Regions from separate parts of the Mus musculus genome. Here regions 1, 3 and 4 are each linked to region 2. Evidence: chromatin loops called from intact Hi-C (ENCODE). Cell type or tissue: left cerebral cortex. All regions are shown on one strand. Each heading gives the region's core, and the rest is flanking DNA. Links, peaks and the distances in the headings are about the cores only.

What was found. Peaks named below come from ENCODE experiments on the same cell type or tissue, not always from the same donor. Only the 100,000 strongest peaks of a DNase experiment are listed, where the experiment ranks them.
Region 1: it touches region 2 in a loop (6-fold over the local background); 2 of 42 quality-filtered maps call a loop at or near these places.
Region 3: it touches region 2 in a loop (2.8-fold over the local background); 2 of 42 quality-filtered maps call a loop at or near these places.
Region 4: it touches region 2 in a loop (2.6-fold over the local background); 5 of 42 quality-filtered maps call a loop at or near these places.

The regions. Positions count from the first base shown.
Region 1 is chr15:5,101,887-5,109,683 of GRCm38, forward strand. Card6 (caspase recruitment domain family, member 6) reads right to left here and starts at 6,647. Exons shown (of 4, transcript NM_001163138.1): 1 at 6,597-6,647; 2 at 6,202-6,490; 3 at 3,017-3,550. The coding sequence starts at 6,484. In left cerebral cortex, for the core only: a CTCF peak has its summit at 4,582 (motif pointing left); DNase peaks (open chromatin) are centred at 4,616 and 6,043; H3K4me3 peaks cover 740 bases; H3K27ac peaks cover 541 bases.
Region 2 is chr15:3,291,993-3,299,789 of GRCm38, forward strand. Ccdc152 (coiled-coil domain containing 152) reads right to left here. Exons shown (of 9, transcript NM_001166063.3): 3 at 6,109-6,214; 4 at 1,861-1,929; 5 at 388-452. It overlaps Gm41254 (a long non-coding RNA gene), which reads left to right and starts at 6,698. Exons shown (of 5, transcript XR_003951534.1): 1 at 6,698-7,797. In left cerebral cortex, for the core only: a CTCF peak has its summit at 4,177 (motif pointing right); a DNase peak (open chromatin) is centred at 4,179.
Region 3 is chr15:4,022,364-4,030,160 of GRCm38, forward strand. It overlaps Oxct1 (3-oxoacid CoA transferase 1), which reads left to right and starts at 4,065. Exons shown (of 17, transcript NM_024188.6): 1 at 4,065-4,486. The coding sequence starts at 4,409. BC037032 (cDNA Sequence BC037032) reads right to left here and starts at 5,043. Exons shown (of 2, transcript NR_028266.1): 1 at 3,656-5,043; 2 at 1-981. In left cerebral cortex, for the core only: CTCF peaks have their summits at 4,068 (motif pointing left) and 5,052; DNase peaks (open chromatin) are centred at 2,595, 3,395, 4,254 and 5,060; H3K4me3 peaks cover 2,312 bases; H3K27ac peaks cover 3,019 bases.
Region 4 is chr15:3,976,786-3,983,973 of GRCm38, forward strand. It overlaps Fbxo4 (F-box protein 4), which reads right to left and starts at 2,788. Exons shown (of 7, transcript NM_134099.2): 1 at 2,457-2,788; 2 at 977-1,212. The coding sequence starts at 2,639. It overlaps AW549877 (expressed sequence AW549877), which reads right to left. Exons shown (of 6, transcript NM_145930.3): 6 at 5,250-7,188. In left cerebral cortex, for the core only: a CTCF peak has its summit at 1,660 (motif pointing left); DNase peaks (open chromatin) are centred at 2,757 and 3,276; H3K4me3 peaks cover 1,238 bases; H3K27ac peaks cover 1,572 bases.

The DNA of each region.
Region 1 (7,797 bases), core at 2,476-6,475, 1.8 Mb after region 2:
TCGAGGCCAGCCTGGTCTACAAAGTGAGTTCCAAGAAAGCCAGGGATATACAAAGAAAGCCTGTCTCGAAAAAAGAAAAAACAAACAAACAAAAAAAACCTAAAAATTGCAAAACCCAATTTCTTTCTGGTTACAAAGCCTCTAAAATTACCAAGGTGCCTTAAGCTGAAACAGAAGGTAATGTCAAAGTGGCTACTGACTAGATATGTAGATTGGGAGGTAGGATGCTTGTCTGGCACGCACACAATATCATCACTAGCACGAAATAAAACCATGAACAGTGGATTGTGCCTGCAATCCTAGAACTTCAGAGGTGAAGGCTGGAAGATCAGAAGCTGAAAGTCATCCTCAGGCCATGCTGGCTTCAAGGCCACCCTGGATGTCAGGGGACTCTGCTCTGGGTCTCAAGCCCACTGCAGAGGAAGGTGTCCATGGCTGGGACTCATCCATATGTGACTAGTAAGTGCTTAGCACTTAAAAGAACATCCCTTCGATGCTTTCCAATACACAGAGAACATTGTAGAAGAAGGGACAGATGGAGACAAGGGCCTTGAGAACACTGTCTGCTATTGAACTCATGTCATTGTGCTCATGAACTCAGAGCCATCTGCACAGAAATGTGCCTGTTGGCGCTGTCAGTGGTGGTTGTGGGAAGCTACTGGCAGTCGGTGGCAGCTAGGAGGCAAGTCTTCGGTATAGCACCAGTGAGGTGCCCATGTTCCAATGTTTAATGCACACTAGTGCCCTAAAGGTGACCCTGGACAACTCAATGGGTCACAAAACCAGAGGACCTGATAGTGGCCAGGAGGCTTGTTGGGTATAGGAGGGGCTTGTGGATATGTAATAATAGAAGGTGAGGAATGTGGCCAGAATACATAATTATATACACATAAATGAAATTGTCAATGAACAGATTAATTAAAAACAGGAAAAAAAAATGGGCTGAAGAGATGGCTCAGCAGTTAAGAGCATTGACTGCTCTTCCAGAGATCCTGAGTTCAATTCCCAGCAACCACATGGTGGCTCACAACCATCTACAATAGGGTCTGATGCTTTCTTCTGGTGTGTCTGAAGAGAGCAATGGTGTACTCATATACATAGCATTAGAACTCATATACATAAAATAAATAAATACATCTTTAAAAAAATAACAGAAATAAATGAGTAAGGTAACCCCTACTGCACAATGGGAAGCGACTATAGAAATCACTAAGCCAATAATCCGTGTTTACTTCTGCTCATATGGACAGCTTCCATATGCAAGATTAGGGATCTGCTGTTCAAGAAACTGCAGATCAAAAACGTTTGGGAGGGCTGGTGAGATGGCTCAGTGGGTAGGAGCACCCGACTGCTCTTCCGAAGGTCCGGAGTTCAAATCCCAGCAACCACATGGTGGCTCACAACCATCCGTAATGAGATCTGACTCCCTCTTCTGGAGTGTCTGAGGACAGCTACAGTGTACTTACATTTAATAAATAAATAAATCTTTAAAAAAAAAAAAAAAAAAACGTTTGGGAAAATATGTTTATTCTGAACACACTGACTGACTTTTTTCAAGGAAATAGTTCTATCTCCCTGAAAAATAACTATTTACATAGAGCCTGTATTCTTTTTTTTTTTTTTTTTTTTTTTTTTTTTTTAGTGTGGGTATTCTAGGAGATTGAAGGAAGGAAGGGAGGATGGAGAGAAGATGGTTAACGGGTACTGGAGTGCAATAGTTAAGAATAACTTCTAGGGGCTGGAGAGATGGCTCAGCGGTTAAGAGCACTGACTCCTCTTCCCAAGGTCCTGAGTTCAATTCCCAGCAACCACATGATAGCTCACAACTATCTGTAATAGGATACGATGCCCTCTTCTGGTGTGGCTGAAGGTAGCTACAGTGTACTCACATATATTAAATAAATAAATTAAAAACAAAAACAAAACCTCTATCTTATTTAAAAATACATACATAAATAAATGAATAACTTCTAGGCCAGGGAGACAGCCTTGTACGTACAGGCATTTTCTGCCCAGCCTGATGACCTGAGCTGGATCCCTGGGACACACATGAAGAAAGGAGAAAAACAACTCCTGAGAATTGTCCTCTAACTTCCAGATCCCCCACCTACACACACACAAATAAATGAATGAATGATGTAATTTAAAAGCTGGGTATGCATATAAAAAGGAAGAATAACTTCTAATATTTTGTATCACAGTGAGACATCTTTGGTTGAGAATAATTAATTTTTCTAGATCAGCTAGCATAGAGAGCTATTTTATTTTGTGTTTGCTTTGAGACGGGACTTCATTAGCCCAGGCTGACATCAAACTCCCAGTCTTCCTTTCTGGGCCTCCGGAGTGCTGGCATCACCTGCGTGTACCCCTCACCCAGCAAAAGGCTTCTGAATGGTCCCCAACAAATCATTTCGGGGGCAAGAGACATGGCGATTACCCTCACCTGACTATTACACACTGTTCACATTTGTTGAAATATTACACTTATGCTCCATAAATACATGTAATTACTATAGAGCAGTTAAACCTAAAACATAATAAATATATTTTTAAAAATGTATAGAGGTTACATATAAGTATCAAGTCTCTTTCTCTCTCTTTCTTTCAATTTTTTTGAGACAGGCTTTCAGTCTTAGCCCTGGCTGGCCTGGAACTCAGTCTGTGTCTCAGATTAGGCTCAAATTTCCAGTGGTCCCCTTGCCCCAGCCTCTGAGTGCTAGGATCTCAGGCATGAGCCACCAGGCCTGGTTCACTATGCCATTTTAAATAAGGGATTGGAATATCCACAGATTGTGGTAGTCAGAGGAGGTCCTCAAATATGCTTCCCTCAGACACTGAGTCTTTTAACGGTACTGTCTCCCATTGGCCTAGACCTGAGAACTCCTTCGTTCAATACCCTCCCCTGGAGAAAGCCACCATCAGAGAAATGCCAGGTTTCTGATTAGTTGATTTGCCCTATCATGTGTCATGGCACCTTCTTAGTCCATAGATAAGTTGATACACACTGTCTCTATACCTTCAGCGCTTTTCTCCTCCTCCTCCTCCAATGAGAAATTGATCTCTGAACAGCTACTGGCTTCACTGGAGAACCCCATGGTCTCTTCATTCTCCCATTCCTCTTCATTATCATATACAAAGCACTGTGGGTCCTTGCCGGCCTCTTCCTCCAAGACAGTCTCGACATCTTCAGGGAACCCAAGGTACTCTTGATGTTCCCCTTCCTCTAAGTACAGCGAATCATCTGGCTCCTCGTATCTCTGTCCATTGCTTAAGAAGGTGATACTTGCTGGGACTTCATACTCAACTCTTTTGACTGAATGGGGAGCCGTGACCTGCGGTGTCCCATGCCCTTCCTGGTTCTCCCGGGAGGATACTGCAAGTTCCCTGTGGCCACTTTCCTTGTAGGTGAAGAACTTCAAAGCTCTCAGATCTAGACATTCTTTCTCTTCTGAGAGCTCTGCTATCTCCGGGATTATTGTCCCAAGAGAAAGGGGATCTTCAGAATTCCTGTTCACCCCCACAGTCTCTTCAGCTTCCTGCCGTGGAACTTCTGAAAAGAAAGCATTTCATTATTGCTTCTGCTTTTTCAATGTAACAATTTTAAATTACCTGACGTCTCTGATCTTCAAAGCATCACCCTTTACTTTTATTGCCTTTTCTTCCTTTCTTTCAGACAAAAACTGTTGTCTGTGTTGACTGGGCTGGCCCAAACTCTTGAGCTCAAATATATTCATACCTCAGTCCTCCTCACTAGCTAAGGCTACAGGAACACACTCAATCTCTCTTCTTTGTTTCACTGGATGATAGATCGAATGCCTACTGCATTTGATCAGTAGTAACAAATCACTTCACGTGGTAAATAAGCAAAAAGAAGTATATTTGTTATGAACAGTATTTAATTATACACTTGACGAGGCCCGCAGTCAGATTTCTTTGGGCCATTGCTAAGCAAATCTGATCCCAGTAATTCTTAAAGAGTAAGACAATTACTGAATTCTAGATATAGTAAAATCCATTTTTTTCGAGGATTACGAGGTTTGTTGTAAAAGGTTACTTTTAACTGTCAGCACAACTTAGAGAAGAGAGTCTCAGGTGAGGAGTTTTCTGCATTGAGTTGGCCATTGGGCATGGCATTGCTATAAGTTAACTGTTGTGGGAAGACCCACGCTAGCCACTGTGGGTGGTCATAATCCCTAGGCAGGGGATCTGAGCTGTCTGAGGTACAGAAGCCACGCTAAGCACAAGCAAGCAAGTATGTATGCATTTTGTCTCTGCTCTTGACTGTAGAAATGATGTAAGGAGCGGTCTCAAGCCTCTGCCACTGACTGCTCCAACAGTGATGAATGTAACCTATAATTATAAACTAAAAATAAACCCACAAACACTTTGTGTTTGTCGGAATACAGAGACTAGAAAGGAAACTAGAACAAGACCTGTCCGACACTAAGGATCTTGAGCACACACTGTTTTAACCTAAGCCCCTACCTTTCTATCATCCCTTAAAATCATCTTGAGCCATCTTTTAGATTACTTTAAAAAAAAAAAAAAAGAGCTACAACTCCCTCTAGTGATCATTTCCTGAATTGCCAAACAATACAGTAGAATAGGTCCCTGCCCCATGTCATGAGTTATCTTTTGTAACATGTCATTTTTTAAAGATTTATTTATGTATTTTATGTGAGTACACTGTTACCGTCCTCAGACACACCAGAATAGAGCATCAGATCCCATTACAGATGGTTGTGAGCCACCATGTGATTGCTGGGAATTCAACTCAGGACCTCTAGAAGAACAGTCAGTCTCTTATCCACTGAGCCATCTTTCCAGCCCAACATGTCATGTTTTTTAAGATGTTATAAATTTTTACTAGTTCTTACTAATCAATTGAACCACAATGAATTGTATTCATTGTGGCATTCTTTCTGTCTCTGTCTGCCTGTCTGTCTCTCTCTCTCTTACAAACACACTCTTCCCACTCTCCACCAGCTAGTCCGTCTATTCCCAAAAGAGATGCTCTCTCCTACTTTCTTTCTTTTCTTTTCTTTTTTTTTCTTTTTTTCTTTTTTTTTTTTTTTTTTTTTTTTTTGGTTTTTTTTTCGAGACAGGGTTTCTCTGTGTAGTCCTGGCTGTCCTGGAACTCACTCTGTAGATCAGACTGGCCTGGAACTCAGAAATCCACCTGTCTCTGCCTTCTGAGTGCTGGGGTTAAAGGCGTGCACCACCACTGCCCGGCTCGCTCTCCTACTTTCTTGTCATACATATTTAGTATGCATATATAGAAATGTAGGTTCTACATATGACATTTGAAAAGGAGACCAAGCAAAAGATATTATTATGTTACAAAGGACAGAATGCAGGTAAAAGGGCATACGTCATGAAAGAAGATATAAAGCTATTTTTTATTTTTAAAAAAATTCATACAATTTTTTTCTGAGAGGGATTAGGATAGAAAAAAGTATAGTCAATATTTATTATAGAAGAAAAACCTACTTTTCCTCCACTCCCAGTTTGAACTCCATCATCATTCCTTCCTCCTCTTTTTATGGGGATAAGTAAATAAAAATGTAACTAAAAGTCAAAAAGTCGAAGACTAAAACCCTGAGAGAAGATCCATGGTTCATGGTCATTCTAACTGTTTAGCTGGATAAAGTTTGGGACTGGACAAATTTTTAGAATAAACAGATTTTTTAAGAAAGAAAAATAACCATATTTTATAAAGCATCAATTTCAAGACCTTTATCACTTATCAAATGGAGAAGCTACACTTCTAGAAACTACTGTTCCTATCACAGACAAGGAGCTACTGATCTTCCAACTGGTTCATTTAAAATGGTTTTCCCTGTACCTTCAGCGTGGCTATCCAAAGGTCTCTGGGGATGTAAACATCTCCAAATTTACTCACACAAACAGGAAAACCCTAGATGGTGCCATTATCAACAATGGGCTCTTTTCAAATCCCCGCCAAAGCAACAGGCACCAGACGGTAGCTGAAAACGCTGGAACAGTGTGATCAGCCATTGCCAAGCTCCTGGATCAGAGAGATCCACTGCTCCCTGCCTTGGAAACGACACACATTCTGTTTCACATTTCAGTAAAACTCGTCTCAGGAAGTCAGATCCAAACAACCAGAAACAATTCTCTTTCTCTTCTAGAAAACCTGCTTCCTCCCCCTTTGCTTCAAACTTTAAAAGCTCCACTTACCGTGCTTGAAGCCCACTGTGGACGCTGACTCTGGAAAGGCATTAGACAAACACCGGAGGAAACGCCGACAGCTGTCCTCTCCTTTTTTCTGTATCAAAATTAACAGCTTCCGACTTTTCTTCAGGGGATCTGTGATTTCCTCCAGAGTCTCATACTCCTTCTCAGAAATCAGGCTCCGAGAGGTTAACGTGTCCAAGATAGAGTCCGGATCTTGTTGGAGGACACTGAGCAACTTCGTACGTTTTTTTTCTATGAGTTCTGAGGAAGCACCCTCTGTAGCCATTGCTTCCTACAAACCAGGAAATGGATCAAGTCATTCTGGCAGGTAAAGAAATCTATGTTAACAAAGAAAGGCAGAAATCCTACTTAGCAAAGATAAAACGCGTCAAAAATACCTGTTGTTGGAGAGGGCAAAGAGGACAACAGAGAGTACAAACACAGGAAGTCAGCCCGGAGCACTCTCGGTCTGTGGTTCTGTGGTTTCCTGTTGCTGATCTTTTATCTGTGTTTTCTCTGTCTCTCTGTCTCTCTGTCTCTGTCTCTGTCTCTGTCTCTCTGTCTCTGTCTCTCTCTGTGTCTGTCTGTCTCTCTCTCTCTCTCTCTCTCTCTCTCTCTCTCTCTCTCTCTCTCTCTGTGTGTGTGTGTGTGTGTGTGTGTGTGTACACTTGCTGAGGTTGGAATCCAAGGTCTCATGTGGTTCTGCTACTGATCTGTACCCGGAACCTTACTCTCTGCTCTTTTTGATGGCTAGACTAAATTTCACTAATACTGGGCAGTGGGGAACATGCCACAAAGGGTGGCCCACACCTCTGATGCCAGCATTCAGAAGGCAGAGGCAGGAAAATAATAATCGTTGCAGTTTAGTGGCTGGCTAGTCTACACAGTGTGTTCTAGGCCACCCAGGACCACATAGTTAGACCCTCTCTCAATAAAACAAAACGAGATGAAGTGAACCCGGGACCTCCTCCAGGATGTTTCGTTTGAACATTGAATTGGGCTAGGTATCCCTGCTCTGGGCCCTAAACTGTGATGTTATAAATGCAAATCGACTGATTTGTGGAGAGTAATCTTCAAAATGCAGGTAAAAAATAGATCAAAATTGTAAATGTATAACCCTTCCCTCTAGCAATCCCACCTCTAGAAATGTAGGAGCTGGAGAAATGGCTTAGCAGTAAGAACACTTTTTGCTCTTACAGAAGACCTGGGTTCATTTGCCAGCACTCTCAAGGTGGTGCTTCATAACCATCCATAAATCCAGTTCCAGCCAGGCGGTGGTGGCACACGCCTTTAATCCCAGCACTCAGGAGGCAGAGGCAAGCAGATTTCTGAGTTCAAGGCCAGCCTGGTCTACAGAGTGAGTACCAGGACAGCCAGGGCTACACAGAGAAACCCTGCCTCAAAACACACTATATATATATACACACACACACATATATACACATATACATATATATATACACATATACATATATATATATATGTGTGTATATATATAAAATAAATATAGTTCCAAGAGCTCCAACTTCCTTTCTGACCTCCATGGGTACCAGGCACACACATGGTACACATCTATACACACAAGCAAAAAAAAAAAAA
Region 2 (7,797 bases), core at 2,204-6,203:
TCTCCATTATTTGGATGGTACAATGATTACCGAAATCACAAAGAATACAGACTCACTTCTTTTTTTAGTAAAAGAATTAAATAAAACTATTAACCATCAGAATATGCTCTGAAGTAAGTCTATTAGCACAACTGAAAACCATGTAGCAAAATAATTGCATCTCTTCTTGGTAAAAAGAAATAGTGTGTAAGTGATATTAGAACATTATGTTTTGTAAAAGAGACTATGATTTGCAAAAGTTACTGTCCATTTATTAAAGATTTTTACATGTCTAACATATATATACTACATTTAAGTAATTTTTAGTGATGTTTATTAAAACAACTTGCTTTTCCTTGAACAAATGCTTTTCAAGAGTTTAACTGAACACAATAGCATATAACTCACCTGTTCATGAGATTTTAACTTTTCTTTCATAAAATCAACATTTCTTTTTAGTTGTTCATTTTCATCTGTATACAGATAATCAAGGAATATATTACTAAATAGCAGTTAAAATTATCACGGGGATATTTATAACATTTTTTTTTCCTGAGACAGGGTCTCTCTGTGTAGCCCTGGCTGTCCTGGAACTCACTCTGTAGACCATGCGTGACCTAATTAAGTATGCACCCAACACTGCTATAAACTGGAAATGTAGGAACACAAGAAGTTACTGCTTCTCATAGACCTTACTAAGGTCAGATGCAATAGCTGTATTAGATAAACCTTTTACAGTGTTGCTGTGTTTGAAATAATGTGAGAACATGATTGGGGAAACCTTGGTCATCTTGACACTGGGAAAGGTTAGGGTTAGGGTTAAGGTTAGGGTTCTAGACATAGAGAACGAGGCAGCAGAGGTTGGGTTTGAGGGAAGCACAATCAGAGGCCAGTGTGATGGGTTCCATTGTAATTCTAGCTCGTGGGGCACTGAAGCAGGACTGCTGCAAGTTCTGGGCCGGTTTGGGCTAAATAATAAGTTTCAGGCCAGCTTACACTACAAAATAAGCCTCTGTATATAAACCCAAGGGGCAGGTATGGAATGCCAGGATGGTTCAGTGGACAAAAGCTACCACTTCCAAGCCTAAGGACTTGAGTTAAATTCTAGAACCCACAGGGTGGAAGGAGAAACTGACTTCTGCAAGTTGTCTTCTTTCTTACACACAAGCACCATGTGATATGTTCCCAGTCACCCAAGTTTCCCTTGAGTGAAAAACATACCAATAATAAGAAAATATTTTTAAACAAACAAAACAATATTCCCAGTGTTCTTTCTCCTATGGGCTGGAGACTAAACTTCTAATACATGGACCTTTGGGGCACATTTTATATTCAATCTGCAAGGGGCTACTTCGACCTTTGTGTAATGCTGCTATGAATATTAGTGTACAAAAACTTATGTCTCTGATTTTTATTGCTTTTTGTTCATATCTTGGGGTGGAATTTATGAATCAAATGGTAATTCTATGTTTCATTTTTCTGAGTAATCACCAGTTTGTGGTAACGCTGCATTATATTCCTACCAGCAATACAAATATACCTTGTGTTTTGAGACAGGGTCTCTCACTGGTCTGGAGTTTCCAGGTAGGTCAGGCTAGTTGGCCCCTGGATGAGCCACAGTGATCCACCTGTTTCTGTCTGTCACCAGGGTTGGGTTTTGTAAGTTGGTACTGCCACATGTGGCTCTCTTTTACTTCCTCCCTCCCTTCCTCCTTTGCTCCCCCCACACTCCCTTTTCCTTTCCTTTTCTTCCTTCCCCTTTTTTCTTACTTATTTGAGACATGGTTTCTACAGCTTGTACTCACGTGAGCACACTCACATTCAATCAATCATCTTTCCAGGATCCAAACCATGGTCTTAAGAATGATTTCTCTAACTTACCTTTCAAATTGTGTTGATATTGAACAGTCTGTTGTAGCCCTTTTATCATAGTATGAAGAATAATACATTCTAAAACATAAGATACATTTGTTTGAAAATCTTGATAGAAAGAGCTGAAAGAAAATAATATTCAACTTAAAATTATGTGATCTTACTAAAGCAACCAGACATCTCAAGATGAATTACAATATATAGCATTAGGGCTACTATTGTTACAATGAAACCTGGAGGCAAGAGTTGATGCAGATGCCATGGAGAAGTGCAGCTTATTGGCTTGCTCAGCCTGCTTTCTTATGGAACCCAGGTGTCCAACAGCCCAGGCATGGCACCACCCATAATGAGCTGGGCCCTCCCCCACAGATCACCAATTAAGAAAACACCCTAGAAGCTTGCCTACAGCTTGATCTTCTAGAACCATTTTCTCAAAGGAGTCTCTCTCTCTCTCTCTCTCTCTTTCTCTCTCTCTCTAATATTTTTATTGATTATGTTAGAATTTCACATCACTCACTCCATCATATTCATTTCCTAGTCCTCCCAAGTCCACTCCCCAACTTTATGACTTTCCAACACCAGAAGAGGAAGAGGAGGAGGAGAAAGAGAAGGAACACAACTCCAGTATGGTCAAACTCTCAGTGGCCAGTCCCTTAAAGAAAACAGTCCTTTCCCACCTGCACCACCACCAGAAGCCCTCAATTGTAACACATACACTACAGCATCCTTATTACAACTTTTAAGAGTGTTCTTTGATACTTTCCCTTCTTGTCTACCTCTTCTTCCAGGGGTGTTGGTAGTGGAAGTAGGGGTTCATACTGACACCTTCTATGTCCCTCTTTCTTAACTGTGAGTTTGCAGTCATCGATGCAACTGCCAAAGTAGCTTCCTTTAACCTTAAAGCCAGCCAGGAGCACCAACCACAGACATTTACATGGTCTCCAGTATCAGCATGTGCCACCAACCTCAGCATGGTCTTTAGTGATAGTATTATAGACCACAGGCATCAACATGGGCCTCTGTCCCAGCTTAGACTACAGACACCATCAGAGCCCTAAGTGGCATCACAGGCCAAGCACATCAATACGGCCTCCAGGACAACATGAATCAAGGACACCAACATGGCTTCAGGTGACAACAGACTACAGATATCAACACAGTCCCCTGATGCAGGACCATGAATATCAACATGACCTGAGGTGACTGCACAGGTTACTCACATCGACATGGCCCTGCTGCAGCACAGCCCACATATACCATGGACATCTGCATGATCCTTGGTGGTAACGGGTTTCTTTGTGTAGCTTTTCAGCCCTAGAACTTTCTCTGTAATGCAGGCTGGACTCAAACTCAGAGGTCTGCCTGCCTCTGCCATAGAATGCTGGGATTAAAGTAATGCACCACCCCCTCCCAGCAAGTTTACTCCTCCCTAAAGACTCTGGTTTGTGTCAACTTGATATAAAACTAGCCAGCACAAACAATAAGTACTTTATAATCAACCTTTATGTGAAATGAACCCCAACATTTCGTAATTACTTTTCTAAGGCACCGTACAGTAGAGATTTTCCCATGTGCCTTAGCAATGTTTTTCCTGGAAGCGACTCACATGTGGACATGTCTGGGAATCACAAAAAGTGTTTGCATGCAATGCTTCCAGGAATGCACACACTAAGAAGAGAGAGACAAGTCACAGTAAGGTTGTTCAAAGGTAGAGGGCCACAAAGGTGGAGGGCCACAGCTAGTGAGGAAATATAAGGTGAGGCTTTTGTTACTGCTGAGCAGTTATGTTCTCCTAGATTTGTAACTAAATCCTGGGCAAGAGGAGAGCTGTGAAAGGGTTAAAAACCCAAAACTGTGTTCCAAGACATCAGCTATCTTGGTGCCAGTGTCTTCAAAACAATGCAAAATATTTTCTTCAACCATGATTATTTTGCAAAAGTCCAAAGTCTCACGACTAGCACAAGGGACTACTGTTATGGTCTCTTACCCTTCCCTGCTCTCCTGTCTGTTCCCTCAACCACTCACGCAGCTCTCCGTCACCTTCTCTTCTCTTGTTGCTTTTACTTCCCACTATCAGAATGCTGGTTAAATTACATTTGCTTGGTAGGCATTAGCCGATAACCTGCTTCACATGTTTCTGTGTTAGATGATGTTATAGGAGAGATGTGTTCTGTCAGTACTTCTCTTTCTCGTAATGAACATCACTTATTTGAAGGAATCTAGCAATTAGTGAAATAAGGTAGGTGAAGTTTCCTCAGTAATTAGCAAATGAAATTCACCTTGAAGCTCTTTGCATACTAGTTTTTAAAAAGTATTTTAAAATTTTGAACACAAGATGGCAGGCTCACCACATTTTTCCCCACTAGAAATTAGGTAGCTAAGGAATTCATGAAATACAGTATCATTCAGTGATTTAAGCAAAAGCTTTTCATTATCTTTGCAAACTTAAATCTACATTATCCTTTTGTCCAGAATTTGTTATTCTGTCCTATTAAAAATTTCTCAATTATTAAGCTATTTTTAATAATTTAGTACACCAATATTGATTTTAGTGTAAATTTAGGATCTAGTATTAATTATCAGTTTGTTTATTAGTAATTATTTCATAGAGTAGTTTGAAATAATTAAATGCAATTAAAGCATCACTTCCAGTCTTGGACCTGAAATGTCTCCCAAAGGTTCATGGACTAAAAGTTTGGTTCTTAGCTCATGGAGCCACTGGGAGATTGTAGAAACTTTAAGAGACAGAATCTAACAAGAAGTTAGGTCTAAGAAGTGTCCCACAATGGGAATCTGTGGGACACTTACCTCATGATTAGAATTGGGGCTGTAGAAATGAGAAGTTTACAAATGTAAAGCATAGTTTTCATCGTATCATATGGTATGAAATCACATCATATCACATCACATCACATCACATCACATCGAAGGTGCATGGTGGTAGTACAGTATTAATTTTGATGTCATTGATCCTGTGGCTGAGGTAGAATTTACCCAGTTTGACACCATGTAATTTACATGTTCCACCTTGTTATGCTGTGAGCTTCCCTACAGAACAGGAATTACTTTATGAGTGTGCCTGGAGTCCTGCTCCACCTGTCTGAGGACAAATTATCTACATAAGCCAGTTGGATTCTGCCACACTGGAGAGCTGTTTCTTACTTTATTATTTACTTATGAAAGCAAATTAAGGCTATTTTGTTGATGAAATCACTACAGCTTTGGTCATCGAGAGCTCTTTCAGTTATTTTTGACAGTTCTATTATTATGGGTTTGTTTTTTCATTTCTTTCCCTTCTAAAAAATATTTTTGAGATGAGAAAGTCTCTCTCTCTGTATCTATAGTTGTATTAAAGTCACAATCCTCCTCCTTCAGTCTCCTGAGTGCGGGAATCCTGTAATGTCACACCATACCTGGCCTAATCCTACGTTAACCCGGTTCTTTTTATCAGAGAAAGGTATTAGAAGATAAGATCTAGGGACTGGATCATCCTACTAGGGCCTTTCAGAGACACAGCGAAGATTGTATATGCTCTTCACGGTCAGCTCTGAAAACATATATACATATTTTCTTATGACAACAATTAAAGAATAAAAGAGGCTAAGTATTTGAAAGCAAGCAAGCAGGGATATAGGGGAGGGCTTGGAGGAAGGAACGGGGAGGGGAAATGATATTATAATCAAAAAAGAAGTACCAAATAAAAAAGAAAGTATATGCATATAGTTTTTTTTAAATGTTTCCGCATTTTACTGCTTTCTTTGGGTGTGTGTATACACGTGTATGCATATGCATGACATGTGTAAGTCAGAGGATAGTTTTGGGTAATTGATACTGTTTTACTGTGGATCTGTATGTGGATTCTGTGGATCAAATTCAGGTCATCAGACTTGGCTGCAGGTGCCTTTACCCACCGAGCGACCGAGCCACTTCACAGCTTCAGTTATAACTCTTAAAACTGATGACTCATCAGTTTATGAGGGAGGAGCTCTAGTTTTGCCCCACGTGGTTTTATAGATCTGTACTAGGACTTCAAGTCGCCATTTCTTACATGGGTAGAACCTGATAGAAGACGTAACTTCCTTCAATCTGATTTTTTTTTTTAAACCTATGTTGGAGCTATACTATAGAGTGCTATGAGACAACACTCTGGAACATTCTATATGCACGTAAGGTAGGTTACAAACATGGGGTATAATGTCAGATACTGCAGTGAGCACCTTCCTTGATTATTATTTCTTTAGGCAGCAAAGAACTGACCTTCTTTCATCGAGGTTTCTTTTGTTTGCATTATTTTTAATAAGCTGTTAGTCTTTTCCAGCTGAATATCCAGAAGGTTGTTCTTTCCAGCAGTTTCTATCATTTTCTGTAGAAGAAATTGGGCATATGCTATCACAAAAATCAATGACACCATTTTGATTCTTCTGTTAAGAATATGAAGAGAAATGAGAACACAAACCATTTAACATCTGAAAGTCTAATAATTAAATTTGGGATATAATTTCAAATAAACCGTACTGTATTGAGCCTTCAATTTGTCATTTCTTACATGGGCAGCATCTAGTAGAAGACTCAACTTCCTTCATTCCAGGTTTTCATGTATTTTGGAGATACACTAAAAAGAGTTCAGCAAGACAGCAGTCTGGAAAGTTCTATGTGCACTTATGGTAGGTTACACATGCAGGAGAATGTCGACCAGTGCAGCGAGCACCCTCATGAGATGGGTATGACTTTCTGATTTACTTTCTATTTTAAAAGTAATACAGATGGTTTGGGAATGCAGGCCAGAGATAAATTGCTATGGTAACATTCATGAATCCTCCTTAGATTTCAGTTCCAGAAACACACACACACACACACACACACACACACACACACTCGAACACGACATGTACACATTCACTCATGGGGAATGACATGGTAAAATATTAATTCAGCCCATTATAAACAAGAAAAAAATATGAGCTAACCTGAGCAAATTTCTTTCAACTATTCAACTTTTAGTCCCATGTCAATCCCAGGCATCTATCAAGCATAAGAGTGAATGGCTACTGTCAGCTCCTGTGGAGGCTGATGCAGGACGGTCTCCTGAGCCCTGGCGTTTATGTACAGCATGGGCACTACAGTGAGCTTTTGTCTCAAAACCTAAACCAGCACAAACCAAAACCACCTCCTTGCATTTGTTTCCATAGTACTCTGTGATGGCATGACTATGCTATTCACTCTGTTCTGCACTCAACTGCTTTGCTTAGCGTTATTATCCGGGAGGCGATGTCACAACCACAGCTCTGCTGCACTGTTTTTACAGCTATTTTGAGTTTTATTTTTGAAGACGCTACCAGGGAAAATTCATTGTTTATAGTTTTTCTATTACAGACAACGACTAAGCATTTGGAACCAGCCTCTGGTGTCGGTGTAAGCAGTATAACGAGCCTCCGTGAGCTCCCCAGGTTTATCAGTATGTTTTCCATACGTCTATCCACTTCCCTATTTCAATCTTTAGCAACTCACATTGTATTATTTCATCTGTATTACCACTTATGTATCTAAGAGGCAAGATTCTAAACATCAGAACACCATATCAAATTTAAAAATGGACAATTATGTTTATTTAGGGTACTTGAGAATATGATCGTGTATTTTCAAATCAATGTCTAAACATCTGGCGCTTCTTTCTCATAGGAGTACTTACTTCTTTTCCCTGGTGTTCTATTAATCTCAAGACTAGAGATTTATTTGCCAAGTTTTAGGCAGAGAGATGGAAAAGAGTATAGATAGAATAGAGAAAAACTAAATACACCTATGTTTTATATTACAATTGATTATTATGGTAGAAGACTGAAAAACAAAACTTCTTCACTTTTCATTAAAACTATTTTGGAGTTTCTGGGGTTCTGCCAGTTTCCCTTTAACACTGGCAAAATACATCAGTAATTGTTTCCTTGCCCC
Region 3 (7,797 bases), core at 1,694-5,693, 730 kb after region 2:
TCTTTTTGTTTCATGGATCTCTCTAGGCACAGTAATCAAAGCATAACTTGTCACAGCAGGTAAGCCGTGGCTGCTGAATCACCAAAAATTTGGGATCTTTACTGCAAGAGCTTTACTTTCACAGTTTCCTGCAATGCTTTCTTAGAGCCTCTTGCCTTCTCAAAGCCTTCATGTAGTGACCCCTCTTCCACATGTTTCTTGGCCCCAGCAGCTCCCTGAGGCCCAGGAAGAGGAGTCTATGAACCGGCATGGTCTCCTTCATGCATCTAAGATCCAGGAAGAGGAGTCTATGAACCGGTGTGGTCTCCTTCATGCATCCAAGATAACATCATATTGAGATACCTGCTAAGTTTGGCTAGTCACCTCTTAGTCTTTTTCCTTTCAGAATGTAGAGGCTTAGCTGGGCGGAGTGTTAACCACATTCCAGTGTAGAGCAGGTCTCTCCTTAATGGTGCTTGACTCCTGAGCAATTATAGCCTCTATTTCAATGTGGGCAGTAAGATTCCCAATGCTCCTTATCTCACCAAAATGTCCATTTTTAATTTCTGTCTCTTTTCCATCATAGATCCGAAGCATTATCAATAAAAACCATGCCACAGACTCAATGTTATGTGGTCTTGAAATTTTATTCCACTATAGAAATTATTCTGTTACTTTAAAAATTTCCCCTTAGGTAAGTTCTTAGGATCAAAGCCCAGGGCCATTAGATTCTTTGCCCAAATATCACAAGAGCTTGGAGCCCAATGGCTGATAGTGTTCCTCTCTGAAACCTTCTGCTCTGGGTCTCCACAGTCCTCATTGCTCTCAGTGTGGTTATCTTTCAGGCTTCCTTTAGGGTTGCCTTTTAAGTTCTGCCGAAAGTATCCAGATGCTGCTCCAGGCCAGATCTCCACAGTCTTCCACCTTCCTCTTCAAAGCAACACAGTCAAGTGCTACACAGCTTCAGCCCACTCTAGCACCAACTTCTGTATTTAACGGTTGCTGTGATAAAACACAATGATCAAAACCAGTTTATAGAAGAAAGGACTCATTTTTGGGCTCACAGTTTCAGGGGGAACAAAGTCAATTATGGCAGTCTCTCCCTGACATTGGAGAGGCTGAGAATCCAAAGCAGGTGTCCTATGCTGAAGCTGAGCACACTTAGATGGCTGTGTTTTTCTCCTGAAGTTTTCTTAGCACCGTAACATGACTCTCATTTTCATTTTTTGACTGTGTAACTCATATATTTTCATTTTCTCCTATAAAAAATATAACAGGAACAATCTGATTCATTTTAATGTATTACTTAAACAAAATTGAGTAAACATCATTGCTTCAAAGGAATTTGAAAATATTAAGTTAATAAAATAGGCAAATCAATGATTTACATAGTAAAAAATACTTTAGCTTTACAAATTGATAAGAACCTTGAGATAAGTTTTGTTTTCCTACTGAAGGACAAGTGTTTGAAAGATCTCAAACACTGCTTAAAGGACCATTATATAGAATGAGGCATTTATGAATTTTTGTAACTGCCTCATACCACATAGATAAAACTCCTACCACTAGTTAAGCCGGTTAGACGACATTTGAAAACAAGTCTTCAGCTGCCCTGGATTTTCATCCTGGAGGAACATGCTGCTAACCAAAAGGAAAGGGTGTCTTATCTTCAGTAAAGGCATGAGCTATGGCACAATATCTCAGGAGAATGAAAATGAAATCTCTCAAGCAGAAACATTGCCACTACAATCTAACAGGTCACATTTACCTGGTGAAGGACACCTCAACCTACAACCTCAGAACATAACCCTTTCCTTATTACCTGTGTGGAATTTTTTTAAGTCTTTGAATTTCATTAGCCAGTTTTTTTTTTTTTAAGAGTGTGAATGTTAAGTGGTATAAGGTTTTACAAGGAAAATCTCATGAATGTAGAATATTGGTTAGAAACTGCTTTTCAGAGTACTGAGGAAAGTGGCCCTGCAATTGCAGGCCTATAATCCTAGCTACTTGGGAGGCTGAGGCAGAAGGATGAGAAGTTCCAGTCCAGCCTGGACTACAGAGTGTATTTAAGGCTCAGCTGGGCAACTTAAAAACAGAACAGGGGATATACTCATTGGGAATGCCCACGCAGGAGGCCTTAGATTCAGTCCTCAATCCCCATGCCTACATAATGGGAGAGGGAAATGGTCCTACTAATAAGAAATTTAAAAGAATCAGACTTTTTATATGCAAGTTATAAATTAAAATGGCTTTTGTAGAATCAGGAAAAAAGATTGGTACAGAATAAACACTCTTTCAAGTTGAATTGATGCCTTACACATTGTTGAGCTGATGTAAAATGAAGCCGTGGGCTTATCAAAAAATGCAGCCCCTCTCCCTTCTGGCTGTGCAGTACGGAGGCTGGTTTTGCTTTTTTGTTTGTTTTGGTTTTGTTTTTCCTAGCAGCCTTAATTCTGCAGAATAATAAATTTAAAATATCCACCGTCTTCATTTAGGAGAAATACATGTGACCAGCCAAGAAGAGTGAGTCAGATGACTACGAGACAAGTTGCCAGTGCTTTTTTTTTTTTTTTTCCCTTTCACGTGGCCCTGGAAGGAAAAAAGTGGAAGAACAACTGTAGTACCAGCTTTTGTTGTTCCTTCTCAAAACTGCAGCACAACAGCCGCCATGTTAGGGCTAGTCATGGGACTTCGGTTTAAACATTCGAACTCTTCACAGCTTATTAAAATGCGCCCCCAAAATATCCAGGATTACTGAGTTCACTTCTCCTATGCAATCAGATGATAGTTTAACTTGATATTTTATTTCCATGTTAAAACCGTAATCTTTACAGGAGACATTTTTGAGTTAAGGGAGTACTGAGGTAGTTGCTTTTCTGTGCAGATTTTTAAATTCCTTATTCATTTGTTTTGGCGCACATACACAGGCATGCACTCGCTGCAGTGCATGTGAGGTCGGAGGAGGACTTGGCTGGAGTTGGTTCTTCCCTGCTACCATGTGGGTCCCAGGGATCAAACTGAGGTCACTAAGCTTGGAGGCAAGTGTCTTTACCATCTCCCCAGGCCAGTAGACAGGTTTTAATTAAACAGGACTGTTCATCCTTCATTGTATCGGCATACTTTTTAAGGAAGTTAAAGAGTCATTTACTGTTGTCATGGGTTTTGCATCACTTCAAATTTAAACTGTTCTTCCAGGACTCGATGGGCTTTTAATCCAATAAAAGGATTTCCCGGGCTTCCAAGTGGTCTTTTAAACTCGGCGGTGAGTGTAGAACGTCCTGAAGAAATGGTTCAGGCCGGTTGGGTGCCAGTCAAAAGATAAGGCTTGAGCCAGGCACAATTGCACATACTCTGGGATAGGCTGCCGCAATAGAAAAAAGTTGGAGGTCAGCCTGAGCCATATATAGAGTTTCAGTGGGACCTAAGAGAGCTAGAGATCCTTCCTCAAACAAAACAGCAAAAAACAAACTCCAAAACGAAAACCTCCAAAACGATGAAGTTAACCCACCACCGAATATTAGCTAAATTTAGTGCCGAGCATTTTTGTGTTCATTGTGTCCCTTGACTGGCTTTTCTCATACAAAACTGCAACAGGAAGAGCATTACAAGGTGAGGGGAATTATACAACATGGACAAGGACGAGGAGGAGAGGAGACAGACACTTCTGTGCTTATACCTGTTCTGTAATTTCTGGAATTGTTGGGACTCCGGTTCCAGGAAAATTCTGGAACACAGAGTAGGATGATGGGGAACAACAGCCCAGTTCTAATCTTGTCCCTCTGTCGGTTAAGCAGGTCATGTCTCATGAGGGTCAGTCAGCACGCTGCTGGGTTTCAGAGGAAACTAAGGGCAAAACCAGACTTGAAGAGAGTTGTGGGTGTTGGGGTTGAGAAATGTTGGAAAGGTGAGCTGTCTAGATCTGGAAGGAGATCTTTATCAGTGACCCTTTGTACCTGTACTCATTCCAGAGGGCGATTTGGAAAAGTAACACGTTCAGTAAGAGACCCTCCAGGCCCTTGGCAACCCGAAACCCTGGTTGATGCCAAGCCTTGCGCGAGGGGAAGGCAGGCTCTAGCGCCCCCTCCAGCCTGAGTGCAGCGCCCGCCGCTGCGGGTGTGCCCGCAGATGAGCTGGAGCCCAGCACCTCCGGCCCCGGCACAACCCGCGGGGCTCGTCCTAGCTGTGCAGCCTTTCCATTCCTAGCCGTGAGCCCCTCCCTGTCTCGCTTCTTGACAAGCCAGCAGGCAGCAAGGGGCGGCACCGCTCTGAGGTCCCGAGGACGTCACTGACGCGCGGTCGAGCCTCCAGCCCGCCCTACCGCTCGCCTTGCCTTCTCTCTTCTTAGCCGGTGACGCCGCCGCGGCCCCGGGCAACCAGCACTCGCACGCACTCCCGCGCGCGCCACCGTCTCCCGCACCCGGGGCCGAAGATGGCGGCTCTCAAACTCCTGTCCTCTGGGCTTCGGCTCGGCGCCTCAGCCCGCAGCTCGCGGGGCGCCCTGCATAAGGTAAATTGAAGGTGCAGGGGGGCAAGAGGAAGGCCACGCGCGGACGAGCTGCGAGCGGCGCGCGCGTTCTTTGCCCTGCCCATCTCCACCGCCTCTGGTCGGGGATCTGGCATCTGCAGCGCCGTGCCCGGGGGTTGGGGGTGGGGGCTTGGAGACGCTCGGGTTTCAGGGTAGCCCCGCCGCCGCTTGTCTGTCTGTCTGTCTGTCTGTCTGTCTTTGCTTCTCCATCCACTTCCCCGCTGTGCTTGCAGCGGTGGAGAAGCGGTCGAGGCTCTGTGTACCAAAGCCACGCAGCAACGCCTTAGAGACAGACTGTCGGCGTCCAGGGACTCGCGTCCCCATCTCCCGCCACTCCTACAGACTCCAGGCTCCAGGCCGACGCCCTTGGGAAGGGGGTCCCCGGGGCCGTCGCCCTAGGTAAGGGCCGGTTGGAGGAGAGGAGCGGAGAAGGGCGGCGCGCTGAGGCTTGCGCCCCACCTGAGGGAGCTGCTGGCGCCGGCTGAGGCCCAGAACCCCGGGCCGGGTTAACCGCTGCTGGCTCAAGTTCACCGCCAAGTGGGCGGATGCTGTGCGCTGCGGAGGCGGACTGCCGCTCCCCATCCTCCCCTTCCCTATATGGCGGTAGAAAGGGGAACCCGGACTGGAGCTCTTGTCACGGGGCGATTTAGCCTGCCAAGCGTTTGGAAGCAGAAGGAGGGCTGGCGGCGCTCCGCTGCAGTTTGCAAACGCCTCGGTCCTTTATTTTGAATTCCTCTCCGTCCCCTCCGGGTTAGAGACTTGCAATGTTCAAAGACCGTAAAAAAACAAAAATCAAAAACAAAAACAAAAAAACCCAAACACCTTGACCCACAGAATGGTATCCTGAGTCGCCCTCCTAGCAGACTAGCTGGTGGTGGATATTTTTGCTTATACATTGTAGAGGGTCTAGCCTCTAAGCACACATTCGGGTTGGATTTGAGTATGGGACCAAGGAACTGAGTGCTGGAGGAGGGTGGGGAGGAGGGTGGATTCACCTTGGAGTGTTCAGTTTGCTCAGGAGCCTCTTCCCGAACCTGCAAAGTTTTCTTTGAAGAGGTTTCAAATTGCAGTCCTGAACTTAAGAAGAGTGCATCACGCAGGGCATTTACTTGCACTGTGTGCTCTTGAACTCCTTCCCCTGTTGCTCATTTCCTTGCCTTCAATCTCTGAGTGTTGAGAATCTAAAGATGTCATCACAGGACTCCCTCGTGTGCTAGGGAATGGTTCAGAACTGAGTCATTGCGTTGTTAAATTCCTCAAAGGAGGCATTTGGGTAATTGCATGCAAATTTGGATGCACTTAACCACCAGCCAACCTGCTGCAAGTGATGGAGCAGATGCAAAAAACCAGGACACAGGGATGTCCTTGGGCCAAGGTCAAAAACTTTCTTTTGACAGTGCATGTTTGTCTAAGTTTAAATTATTCACCTCTAGTCTACCCCACTTTCAATATAATCATTAAACCATTTCTCAAGCCAGCAAACCTCTAGGTGGATGAGCTGTAATTATGGGTTAGTAAAAAGTTCATGGCCCAGTTCAAAGTTAGGCTTCTCAGGAATGAGGAAAGAAGGTGCAGCTCCTGCTCTCTGGGGTGTTCTGCCCGCTTATGCATTGGTTGGCCTTACTGGCTGCTTGCTTAGCGCGTAAGTCATCCGCCTCTGCTGAATTGTAATACCCCTGTGCTGAATTGTAATACCCCTGTGCTGAATTGTAATACCCCTGTGTTCGTTTCACTGGGACCACGGTATACCTCAGTCCTTTGCCTCCCTCAACACTGCAGACTGCTCTGCCAAGAATACTCATTTTAGTACACACCTGAGAGAACCTGGTGGATACCTTCAGTAACCTTGAATACTTTCTGGCTAAATGTAGCCAACAGGTAAACTGAGATAGATATTTAAAAAATGCTTTTATGCTTTTGTTTTGGGAGACAGGATCTTGCTATGGGGGCCAGGAAGGCCTGGCACCCATGATTCTTTTGCTTCAGCCTACAGAATTCTGAAATTAAAGGTGTGTACTTATTTACCATGCTTAAAAAAAATCTTCCTTCCCTCCCTCCTTCCTACTTCCCTCCACCCTTCCTTCTTTCCCTTCCTCTGTCCTTCTCCCTCCCTCTCTCCATCTCTCTTTCCTTATTTTCCTTCATCCTTGCTTCTTTCCCTGCCTCCCTTTCTCCTTCCTTCTCTCCCTCCCATTCATGGTGAACAAGTTCCTTGTCTGGAGCTATAGCATGACCTGGAATTACCTGGAAGCTTTTCAATCTGGTGCTGTGTCACCCTAAGGTTTCTAGCTGGGTAGGTTCTAAGTGGATTGATTCATGTTGAACATTGGCTGATTCCTCTTGGCAGAGATGCTTCCTCCTGGCAAGCTTGCATGCTATTCACCTGAATAGTGCTGCCTTTTCCTCCTAACTGGGTTTCTTTCCTCTTTCCATGACAGCTCTTCCTGATTTTGTTTATCAAACTTCCATACTACAAAAAACAAAACAAAACAAAAACAAAAACAAACAAAAAACAAAAAACAAAAAAACCCAAAAAACAAAACCAAAAAGAGCCAGGGGTGGTGGCACACGCCTTTAATCCCAGCACTGGGAGGCAGAGGCAGGCGGATTTCTGAGTTCGAGGCCAGCCTGGTCTACAAAGTGAGTTCCAGGACAGCCAGGGCTATACAGAGAAACCCTGTCTCGAAAAACAAAACAAAACAAAACAAAACAAAACAAAACAAACTTCCATACTAATATAGGCTATATCAACCTTTCTGTGTCATGATTTCTTTAACAGTCGTGAGGTGACATTTAGACACCACTTGGGTGTATAGTTCTCTATCACTCTATTATTGAGGTAATACTTATATTTACAAACAGAAGAAAAACAAAGTGTTTGAGGTCAGTGATATGGATAAAGCTGCCGCACAAAGACTTATAACTCAAGTTCAATTTCTAGGACTTACATGGTAGAAAGAGAACTGACTACTTTTTGTTGTCCTGTCCTCTAACCTCCAGAGGTTCACTGTGGTACAACCCTTCCCTACCAAGATACAGACACATGCACACACACACACACACACACACACACATATGTGTATCATATATATATATATATATATACTAGAACACTATTATTTCCTTTACCTACATCTCTTTTCCTTGTCATCCAACACTTGAGAACTTAGTAAAATATGTGTGTGTATATGTGTGTATATATTATAGAGAGAATATGTATATATAATGTATGGTATATGTATATGTATATAATATATAGTATATTACAATATGTGTATATGATATATAACACA
Region 4 (7,188 bases), core at 1-4,000, 680 kb after region 2:
TCTGACCTCCATCTGTAGCATGTAATATGCGTACCCACCCACATGTACATACAAAAAAAATAAGAGTAATTTTTAAAGAGAAATGCCAGTGGAATTTGAGATTATCTATAGAGATCATATACATTTTGATCTAGTCGTCTCCTGTTATCTGACATGATAACTATTGTCTGGGATGGAGAGATTGAGCAAGAAAGTAGAGGAGGAAATCCTATATGTAGCTACTGAATCAAAGTAAAACCATTCTTAGAGCCAAAGGACAAAGATTCTTTGAATTTGCTTTATTATGATTTAAATGTGGAGTTCACAATAAAGCAAGTTTTACCTATGTACAGTGACATATTCTGAGGGTACACAATAATATTAACCAATTCTTTACACCCTATATTATATGCAAACCATGTAACTTCTCTGGCCCCCTACATCCCTAACACAAAGATAAAGTCTTTAGGTTGGAAAAGGACATACCCAGAGCAGACGCCCATAGAATCCAATATGCAGCATTTGCTCAATAAAAGCAACTTTCTCATGTACATGATACTCAAGAAACTTGGAGGCTTTCAGGCAGTTAAATAATAATAATAATAAAAAGTATTTCATGTAGTCTTAAAAACAGTCTTCTTCCCCATCAAAAAGAACTGTTTCCTGATCTTTGGAAATTCTTCCTCTGAGTATGAATATGCATATACAATTTAACATAATGGAAAGTACTACAAATATTATGAGAAGTTTAAGAAAATTTTTTTTCTTGTCTACCATACCAGATATAATTAATCAAATACTGGTTAGTCACCACAGGAAAATAACAAAAGATTAAAGCTCTAAGGGACCTATGAAAAAAAGTCAATTAGCTCAAGGCCTAATTTTAACAAGGGGCATTCAGACAAATCCTATGCAGCAAGCTAACGTCAGGGTCAGAACTAATGTGCACTATTTAGAGTTTAGTATCTCTTGTCAATTCTCAGAAATAGATACTTACACCTCCATGTAATCAAGACAAGTGCTGTCGGTGACCTCAGATATTGGCTTTTTTAAGATCTCTAGATCTGGAAGTGACTTCCAATCAACCGAAGACCAAGAAGGGAGATCCCGCAACAGAAAGTATCTCCAGAGAATTGGGTCTCTTATAGTTTTGTTCCAGTAATGATCTGTACTTCCCAGCTGGCACAGATCGTGGGGTGAAAGAAACGACAAGATATACAACTGCACATCAACCTGAAAGAGAGGCAAGCAGCATGAAAGAAAGAGGTCATCTGTCTGGGGCAACTGTTTGCGGTGGCCTAATCAGTAAAGAATCATTGTACTGAAGGTCGCCTGAATGACTGGTTCTTTAAAATACATAAGTCTATCTTAACATCCCTCCACCAATAGAAAATTCAAAACTAAACATTTTCATCCCTAACACACCTGAAATGTTGCAAACTCAAGCTCTGCCTTTCTATTTTTCAAGCAAAGTAACCAGTTCCTTTCATTTCTTTCCATGAGTATGTTGATGTACCAGTTACTAATTTGTTCTTCAAAAATAAATGAGTGTCAAGTGGAGATTTTTTTCAAGCTGGAGAGATGGCTCAGAGGTTAAGAGCACTGGCTGCTCTTCCAGAGGTCCTGAGTTCTATTCCCAGCAACCACATGGTGGCTCACAACCATCTGTAATTTGGATCCAGTGCCCTCTTCTGGTGTGTCAGTGACAGTGTACTCACATATACATAAAATAAATAAATAAATAAATCTAAAAAAACAAAGTGGCGGTTTTTCTGATTTTATCACTAGATCAAATGAAAGCATGTGAACCTGTCATTTGAATTTCTCTCTATAGAGTATTAATCAGGTTCCGAGGACACCTGAGAGAAGCTTGGAGGTAACCTAAGCCTGTGGCTTTCATTTAGAGTGAATGTCAGTGGGATGTACTAATAACCCAACTGAGATAAAGGAATTGTCATCAACAATGTATAATCTATTTATTTATTTATTTATTTATTTATTTATTTATTTATTTTATCTTTCTCTGAAACTTTAAATTGCATGCATCCTCTTTGCAGCCTGACCTAACTTGAGGTACTTGTAACTTTACTGGTTTCAATTATGTGGCAGTTTTGTTGCTTTGGATATGTCAGAGTTGCTTGCTCTAGGCGACCCCCCCCCCCCCCTAACTGGAATACATTGACTAGGGATTAAAATGTGCAGAAGAAAGACACTGGAATGCCTTCCAAGCTAACCCACTTCCTTCATCAGATTTCCAGACATCCAAATAGGATGACTGACAACCTGTGGGTGATCTCGCTGGTCATTAGTGAGTGTTGTAGTGCGACCTTGGTTGGCAGGGGGATACCAAGAGTTACCATCAAGGCAATCCTGGCCACTTCACTTCCAGGCGAGCACACACCCGGAAGTGGCTGCCCTGCCGGCCCAGGCCCCCGGCCTGCGGCGGTCTCTGTGCGCGGCCTGCGGCCTCGGCTCACCGGCAGCCGCGTCAGCGCGCTCGTCTCCTCCGCCGCCTCCTTCCGGGAGGCCGTCGGCGTCGCCCGCTCCTTGGCCACCGAATACCAGAAGGTCCTCCAGCCGCTCAGGATGGCTGCCTCCAGGCGGCCCCAGTCGCTGGCGGGCGGCGGGGAGCCGGCTCCGCGGGGCTCGCTTCCAGCCATGGTCGCAGGCTCCGCGCGACACCGCGGGGCGCACGGGCTCCCCAGCCGCTCGGCCTCCGCCTCCGCCCCGCTGGTACGACCCGGGCTGGTCGGTTGGGCAGGGCTCCAGGCCGAGGTGGCCCGGAATGACTCACCCCGTTAGCCCAAACCCTCCCACACTACACATCCTCCGGGTCCCTCCCTGCCTCTGTGCGTCACCACAAGGACCTGGGAGCTAGGGCTTGTTGAACAGCCACCCTTTTTCTGAAATCTTGCTTCCCCTTAAGCGTTAGATATTAAGTAGGCTGTATGTGTGCTTCTGTGTTTTGGAATCAGCAATCTACCACTTGGAGTTGAGCAAAAACTGAGCCCGTGGAGGCTATCAGGAGCCTTATGTGTTATTAAAGATAACCTTGGCTGACTAGAACATCGTGCTGTGGAGAAACTATTGTAGATGGGAAGCCAAAACTGCCTCAAGCGTAGCTCTTTTAATATTAACTTCAATCTGGTTTTGGTCTAACCTCATGAGGTTGGGTGAAACTTGTAAGCTTTGCTTAAAATTTTATTTAACTACATGTATGTGGATATATGCATGAGCACTCAGGTTCCAGCAGAGGCCACAGGCATCACAAACCCTGGAACTGGAAACCACACCCTTGAGAGCCACCTACTCAGGCCCTCTGAAAGAACAGTACATTCTTATAACTGCTGAACCATCTCTCAAACACCTGCCCCCTTTACCGATTTTAAAGTAAATAATGTTGTAACATCTGAAAGCCAGGCAAGATGTAGCCAATTTTATCTAGGCTGTGTACATAATGCCCTCATCAGCGTAGGTGGTATATGTATTTGATGTATGGTCTTTGTTTTGTGGCTATAATAGTTCTTGCAACTGCTTCCACAACTTGGTGTGCCAACCTGAATCCAATCTCTGGCCATGGCCACTCACATTTTGCTTGCATTTACTTCCTCAAACTCCATTATTAGGTATTTTCTACCAAAATGGTGAGTTTAAGCCCACGACAAAAATGTACATACACTAAAAAATTGTTCAATCAATGATCTATCATAAAAGGTCAGAAGAAAATTTGATAGGAAAGAAAAGCCTGGATGTGGTACTATTAAAAGCCATTAGTGAATTTTTAATCTTCCAAAAGTGATGTCTATTCTAGTAACTTTAATCATAATCAAAAAGAAATTTAAGAAATGAGAGGTAGGCTATATAACAAAATATTATATAGCACTGGATATAGTTTTAGGAAAGACACAAATACCTATTTGGTAGCAGGTTATCAGTCTCTTTAAAGTAGATTACCTCACTTAATCTAATCCCCAAACCCATTCCACATCTAGACTTCATCACGGGAATACTTCGGATTTAGTAGTCACGTGTTAAATTCTTTAAAATCTTTTAGAATAATCTAGTAAGGATCACCACGTTATAACCTGAGGTGTAAACCTTGTTCTGGAGAACATGGAAGATGGGCGGAGCCCACATAATCTATCTCAAAATCACTGTCAACCTTTAACCACTTACTATTCCAAGATGGTTTGTTTGTGTTTTGCTTTGTTTTTTGTTTTTTGGGAAAACAGTTAAATTTTATCATCTATATACAACTGGTTTAATATCAATTGTCAAAACATTCTACATCTAGTCCATAGGATATTTAAAAATTAATACCATTTTACAATCTTCGAAGTAGAAGGCAAAGGCCACATCTTTTAAAAACACGCTAGGCTACAGGAAATAGTTGCTAGTATATAAATATGAAAGTAACACAGCAATAGCTGCATGTAACAGTACATAATGCTCAGTAGTGGACCCTAGACACTTTTCACAAGGGCCCTTCATTCAAAATGCAGTACCTGAAGCTCCAAATGAAAAGTAACAGACATTCAATAAAGCTGGAAGCTGGGCAACTGAGGGTCTGTCAGAGCATACATTTAAAAATGATTATTCTTTCCTATGACATTGCTCAGCAATGAGTAGGTCAACCACTTGCTCAGATTATCAGGACAAGGGGAAAGACTTATGAATTAATTACTTATATGGCCTTTCTCCTCTCTAAACTGTGTTTTGTATTCAGAGAAAGAAAATTAGCATAAGTCATTTTAAGTATGAAGAAATGAAAATGCCACTGCTTTTATATTACAAGGAAATGTGACTTATCTACTGAGCGAGGAAGAAATCAGCTTCATTATAGAATTGTTAAAACATGGCTCAGTACTAAGAGCTCCTCCTGCTTTTGCAGAGGATAGGAGTTGGGAGTCCCTCGCACCATCAGGTAACTTATAACCATCTCTAATTCCAATTCCAGGGGATCTGAGACTCTAGCCTCCACGGGCATGGGCCACATGCACCCACATGCACACACACACACACAATTTATACATACTTAAAAATAATTAAAAATATATACTATTTAAAGACAGAAAGACTTAGCAATTGACACAGTTCCAGTTAGGAAATGACAGGGTTGTGATTTACCTCAGGCCTTCTAGTTCAAGAACTCACAATCTGAATCATTATGCTACTCTCTTTGAAAGTTACTAGGACCAGAAAGAAGGTATTCATAAATTAGGACAGAAAAGTGATGCAAGAATAAAATATAAAAGAAAGTAAGAAACAAGTAGGGGGGTTTCGTTTTATTTTATTAAGTATATGTTCCAAAACACTGTAGCTGGAACATGTCACTAAAATTTGCAAAAACAAAACTAGGAAACACCGGCATAGTACATAATGAATACTTTTAATCCTGGCTATCTTAAGCTTATGTAGACATAATACTTTTATAATCTATTTCCTTTTATAGTAAATGAATGAAGGGTAAGTAATACTAGAGGACTATTGAATCCTGGACTCTGTGACAGATGAAATATCCTCATGGAGTTATAAAGGGGCCCCAGGAGACAAGCAATCTACAAGCAGACCAAGTTAGTAGCGGTGGGTATTTAAAATGTCATGAAGATAACTGGAAAACACCTTCAGACACAGTTCATACTTTAATGAACATCACAAGACTGAGCACAAGATTGTGAGGCTGGGAATGTATCTTTTATGGTGGCCTCTTAGTCATGACTTTCACCTTTTTCCACTGTAAGCAAAGGATAAGGGGATGTCATGATATGTGACTTAACATGAAATAATGCACAGCAGCCAGACAGCCTATAAACATAGCAAGAGAGACAGGCTCTTAAATCAAGTCTTAAAGTCTACTCCACATCAGAAAACTCACACTGAGTAAAGAGTGATAAACGTTTAAGGATTGTGGGAAAATCCTGTAACATTTTACATTTAATCAACAGCAGAGAATTCAAACCGAAGATAAATTTTCACTAGACGCAGGAAAGCAAAAGCTACCAAACACCAGCATGATATAATACATACGCTGTGTCTATATTAAGTACCTCTTACTGTAATGTTTCCATACAATGCTACTTCATACTGTGTTTAAAATAATAGGGAAGTAATACTAAAGACAGTACAGAGTTTTGGTTTCTGTGGAAAGATGTAATAACCGTATAGAAGATAGAAAAGGGAACTGGGCGGTGGACAGAAAACCACCTCAAGTGAATAAAGAACCCAAGACCTTTAGGCTGTAGGCATCAGAAACACCACGAATGAGAAAGCCATTAGATTCAATAAAAGGAGGTTTTAAGAGCCACTTCCTTAGGAAAATCTTCAGATGTACTGCATACACAAGGCATCAGAAAAAACAGGATGGAAATTGAAGACAGTGCTTAGATGGATCTTTCTAACCACTCTAAATACAATAGCACCATCTCCACGTCACAATAGTCCCCTACACCCTGCTAAGTGTGTTATCACTTGGCATACTGTACATTCTTCCTCCACTAAAAGCCTGTAACAGGAGGGTGTTTATATCCTCAGTGCCTAGGACAAAATATGGCATGTTGTAGGCACATATTAGCTATTGAAAGGGTCTATTATAGGCTTATTGTTATGTGGAGTATTTGTTATTTTGAGGTTACTTCATTCTAAATAAAACAATTTACTCATCAAGATTAATACCAAAAGATGTATTTTCCTTTTATAACACCACAGTAGAAAGTACTACAACTATTATGGTCTATAAATTGCTCTCCAATTGTTTGGGGTAGGGGAGTAAATTGTACAAAAAGCACCCAGAAATACCCTCATAATTGTATCAACCAGTGAGCCCCCAAAGGTCATAAAGGCAAAAATGGAAGTTCTCAGCTTGTGAAGACAGTCTTATTTTCTCAGGTTTAGTGTCCAGGTAACACTTGACTCCTCCGAGGAAGACATGCTCCCTTTTGCTATATCAACCACTGGTATAGAGGGCATGGCAGTTTGGAATGCAATAGCAGCAACCGTCTTGTGCAAAGTTTGGCATTTCAAATCATGCCTCATTAATTCAGAAGACATTACTACCTACCATGCAATGAACAGTGTGTGCAAAGATAAAATTTTAAGATATGGAGTTCGTTCAGTAGTAAGAAAAAAAATTACAACACATTGTACTGTGGTGACATGTGAAAGGAAGCGAGAAAATAAAGGAACATCTAATTTCTACTGGAAAGGGCTGAA